Regions from separate parts of the Homo sapiens genome. Here region 1 is linked to region 2. The links are chromatin loops, found by intact Hi-C in ENCODE. Cell type or tissue: PC-3. All regions are shown on one strand.

The links. Hi-C counts contacts between places; a loop is a spot of excess contacts. Peaks named below come from ENCODE experiments on the same cell type or tissue, not always from the same donor. Only the 100,000 strongest peaks of a DNase experiment are listed, where the experiment ranks them.
Region 1: it touches region 2 in a loop (6-fold over the local background); 2 of 110 quality-filtered maps call a loop at or near these places.

What each region holds. Positions count from the first base shown.
Region 1 is chr10:35,330,726-35,333,225 of GRCh38, forward strand. All of the region lies in intron 2 of CCNY-AS1 (CCNY antisense RNA 1), which reads right to left. It also overlaps a transcript of CCNY not described here. Among named protein-coding and RNA genes, the nearest start is that of CCNY-AS1, 4.4 kb to the right of the region's middle. RefSeq lists an enhancer at 1,516-1,810. In PC-3, no CTCF peak of the experiment used is centred here; a DNase peak (open chromatin) is centred at 1,556; H3K4me3 peaks cover 956 bases; H3K27ac peaks cover 2,112 bases.
Region 2 is chr10:35,007,120-35,009,619 of GRCh38, forward strand. It overlaps CUL2 (cullin 2), which reads right to left. Exons shown (of 21, transcript NM_003591.4): 21 at 1,432-2,500. Among named protein-coding and RNA genes, the nearest start is that of LINC02635, 35 kb to the left of the region's middle. In PC-3, a CTCF peak has its summit at 1,151; a DNase peak (open chromatin) is centred at 982; H3K4me3 peaks cover 439 bases; H3K27ac peaks cover 1,985 bases.

The DNA.
Region 1 (2,500 bases), 320 kb after region 2:
ACTCCAAGAAGCAGAGAAGAGGCAGCTTTTATTTTTTTTTTTTTTTTGAGATGGAGGCTCGCTCCTGTCGTGCAGGCTGGAGTGCAGTGGCAACATCTCAGCTCACTGCAAACCTCCACCTCCTGGGTTCAAGCAGTTCTCCCTCCTCAGCCTCCTGAGTAGCTGGGATTACAGGCATGCGGCACGGCCATGCCCGGCTAATTTTTGTATGTTTAGTAGAGACGGGGTTTTGCCATGTTGGCCAGGCTGGTCTTGAACTCTCGACCTCAGGTGATCCACTGCCTTGGCCTCCCAAAGTGCTAGGATTACAGGCGTGAGCCACTGCGCCTGGCTAGAGGTAGCCTCTTTAGAGAGCTTTTCTGGAAGCGTCCACTCACATCTTATTGGCCAGACTTAGTCCTGTGGCCAGCTGTCATCTTTGAGCTGGGCATACTGCTGTTCCTCACAAAACAGGCCTTGAAACTATGGGAGATGGGAGAACAGCCATTGGGGAGCACAGTAGCCACCTCTCTCACTTCCAACTTATGCCTGACCCTGCTAGATGCTACACTTTGCCTGCTCACAGGTACATCCTAGTTCTCAAGGATCCCACATATATATACCATTTCTCTTCTTGAAAAGTATGGAAGGATAAAGAAGGTAGAGTTCGACAAGACAGAGCCTGGGCTTCCTAAGGCCATTTAGTCTGGGGACAAATGGTGAACTTGCAGTGGTGAGGTAGATAAATCAGTTTCCAAGTGGGCTTTCTCCCAGATGCCAGAGACCCTGGCTGTCCCTGTTTCATCATGCATTCCATCAACAAATGATTTACTTAGGAAAAAATATGGGGCACAAGTGCTACCCTCCCTCACTCGTTCCCTCATGGTGGCTCCCTTCTCGGCTAAGCTGGAACATGACCTCAGAATCCTCAACACAACGTCCCTGGCAGTTACTCTGGTCCAAAAGACTTGACACTACTACTTAAAACTATTAGCCATCCTTATTTCTTGTGGGAATTTTTATTTGGACGCACAATTTCTGGGTAGTTTCTAATTTCATATAAATATATTTCTCATGGTGGAATTTTAGGTATATGCCCAGGCGATAAATGTAGGTATTTATAGGCGGCAGGCTTTGCATTTCTCAGATTTCACCACTCAGTGGCTGTAATCACTCTCATTGCTGGAAACTTGTTCTTGTGATTGTTTAACTTACTGGACTGTGAGTTTCTCCAGAATGGAAACTATAATCCACTTTCGTATCCTCAAGGTGCCTGGCTCAGTATACTCTCAAAAATGTTATCCAGAAATGAGTCACCTGACTTGATCAAGGTCAAGTGGCTATCAAAGTAAATACTTCCCCTGTAGCTGGTTACACTGTGGACTGCCTACTACCAAGGACAAAAGGCAGGCCTCATTTGGAGAGGAGGTCGGTGACAGGAGGAGCATCAGTAGCACAACACACAGAATGTCTTGGTTATTTCACAACTGCCTTATAAATGCTCGAGTAACCGTCATGAGAAACTGACTACCAGGTGAAAGGGCAGCCATACTCTGAGGAGACACTACAGATTTTCCTTTCCACAAAAGGTTCAGGTCCTGGGCTAACTTGGCTCAGTGTTTTCTGTGTTCCAGAAGGTGACTCAGGGAGTTGTGCAAATGACTGACTCATATTTCATGGATACGAGTATGGCTGATGTAAGACTGCAGTTATCTCCTCCTGATTCAATTAAGGTAGACTATTCTTGATTGTTTTTATCAGTAGATCTATAAATTATACAAGTTGATACTAATATTGCTTATGTTTTAAATAGTGTGGTTCCACAGAAAATTTTGTTTTTTCTGTGAGAAACAAAGCTACTATTGCTAAAAAAGTGTCAAGAGCACTGACTTAGCTATAGTTCATCTGAGTTTTTTTTGAGACGGAGTCTTGCTCTGTCACCCAGGCTGGAGTGCAGTGGCACGATCTCGGCTCACTGCAACCTCCACCTCCCGGGTTCACACCATTCTCCTGCCTCAGCCTCCCGAGCAGCTGGAGCTATAGGCGCCCACCACCACGCCTGGCTAATTTTTTGTATTTTTAATAGAGACAGGGTTTCACTGTGTTAGCCAGGATGGTCTTGATCTCCTGACCTCGTGATCCACTCACCTCAGCCTCCCAAACTGCTGGGATTACAGGTGTGAACCACCGCGCCCGGCCCACCTGAGTTTTATATTTACCTGGTTACAGTGACCAAATTCTTCAACAGTGATCATGGAGAAAGATGAGACAAAATAATTCCCAAATGATTCTTTCTGCTCAAAGACCAGGGTGGGTATGAGTAGATCCAGGTCAATTTTTTTTTTCTTTTAAGAGACAGGGTCTCACTCTGTCACCTAGGCTGGGGTACAGTGGTACAATCATAGCTCACTGCAGCCTCCTACTCCCAGACTCAAGCCATCTTCCTAATCCTCCTCAAGCTTGAGGACAGGCCTTGTTACAATGCTCAGTGTGTACCTCTCCCCTTCTCCACTCCCCTTGT
Region 2 (2,500 bases):
TAAGAAAAATATGATGTGTTTATCATACATTATTTAACTAGAAACAAATTGTTATTCTAAAAGGTCAGGAAAAACTATTCTTTATGTATGAAATGAAGTTATTTCTACTTATTTTAGAGGCTATATACCTATACAGAGAGGCCATACTTATAACATCCATGGATTTGACTGGCATTTAAATTCAGGTTCTGCAGTTTACAACAGTAACTCCTGGAAAAGTCTCATTTAGTTTCCTCACCTATGAAAAAGAGAAGCATTGCCTATCAAACAGGATTACCTGAAGATTAAACAAAATAACATAGGTGGAAGCACCTGTCATCATTTATACTCAAAAAGGTTTTTTAAAAAAGTGAACAGACATGGGATAGCATGGTAGCGTACATAGGTTACAAAATCCTAAAAAGATAGTAAGTTATAAAGAAAATAAAGCATAGTGGCTCACACCTCTAATCCCAGCACTTTGGGAGGCCGAGGCAGGTGGATTGCTTGAGCTCAGGAGTTTGAGACCAGCCTGGGCAACATGGCAAAACCTCGTCTCTACAAAAAATACAAAGATTAGCCGAGTGTGATGGCATGTGCCTGTGGTCCCAGCTACTTGGGAGGCTGAGGTGGGAGGATCACTTGAGCCTGGCAGGTCGAGGTTGCAGTGCGCCGTGATTGCACCACTGCACTCCAGCCTGGGTGACAGAGCGAGACCCTGTCTTAAAACAACAAAACAAACACACAACCCCCAGAGTGCTTGTTTATATTAAAGCAAATGGTCATAAAATATTGGACTAAACCTTAAAATAAGTCTGCACCTTCAGTAGCAATTAAATATTTGCTTTCAAAGGGAAAGGACTGGCATGTGGACAAGGCCTCATGCTGGCTGGCTATAAAATGCATCACTGACTCACATACGTAAACTACCTTAGTATTAATGACTTCTAAAAAACTTCTGAGGGTTTTGCTTACTTGTGTTTTCTGCAGTGAAGCATAGAAAATCCTCCTCTCCTTGCTCCTTTTTCCTTTTCATAGCTCTGAGCTGTTTTGCCCACTCGCACTAGTTACTGCACAGCAGGGCGGCCAGGTCAGAGCTCTGGGCTGTGTGCTACAGCTTCTGCAGTGATGACTTCAATCTCCTGACCTAACTTGACAAGACTGCAACTCTTCCCAGCACTCTCTGCAGGGGAAGGTGTGCGCTGCAATGAATTCCAAACATTGCTCCCTTTCTGAATGGTGCCTTGGTTGAACAGATTTGGCCTCTCTTCCTCATGCGAGAGATGTTTCCTTTCAGATAAAATGGAGAAAGGATGTGAAGAAAACTCTTGTAAGCCATCTCTGTAGACCTCCGCACAAGTATTTTGTCCATTTTTCAGTATATTTTCTTGACAATTAGATACCAGGATAAGACTTAATTTAACATTTATAAATATTTAAGAAAAAAAGGAATCAATTTGGAAAACTTTTATCAATCAACAAGTTATCAAAACAAGGGTTTGCTTTTTGACAGTGAATGTACAATATTATATGGTTTGCCATTATTTCCTCTTTTGGAAGAAAGGTAAAATGAGAAATACATTATATAAGTCATTATAAGTTCAGTAGATTTTTAAAACACTTGAGACACGAGTTAGAAAAAATGCAATTGAATAAACCAATTGTAAGACCCATCTCAAAACAACAAATTTAAATATGAACCACATATTAGATGATACTAAGTAATTATTGTTTTTGTTAGGAGTAATAATATCACTGTGGATTTTTTAAAGGCCTTACTGAAGTATTATAAGTGAAATAATTTGTGTGATTTGCTTTAAAATATTCCGATTTTAAAAATTTTGTGTTGGATGGATGCAGTGGCTCATGCTTGTAATCCCAGCACTTTGGGAGACAGAGATAGGATTGCTTGAGGCCAGAAGTTCCAGACTAGCCTGGGAAACATGGCGAAACCCCGTCTCTTATTTTTTTTAAAATAAAGAAAAATTGTATGTTGAGGGAGGAGGGGTGTGGTGGTGGTGGTGATGGTGTGGATAGACAATAAATATGATAATAGATCGCAGTACTCTTAACACTGCTGTTGAGATATATATATATATATATTATATATATATATATATATAAAATAAACAAAATAATGGGATTTATATATGTGGCACCCAGTACAATGTACAATTTTCTTTTTTAAAAAAGTATTTAGGTTATGCATTGCTAAGCACATCTGTGATTGATGAGAGTGACTCTAGTATCTAAACTGTTGGAGGAGGGTTGTAAGGGTAACAGGTAGGGGAGGCATATAGAAGGAATATGTTGGTATCATAGATTTCCTAAGACTCAGGGAAGGCCACAGAGCTAGGGTACTAGTCTATGCTAGAATTAATGGATTATGCAACCGAAGAAAGACAACTTTTGAATGAAAAGCTCTCTCTGTGCCAGACTTGAGGTCACCAAGCATCCTGCTCACACTCTGCGATGTCTGTGGAGTAGCACACCACCAGAAACTGCTGATGGAATTACATCT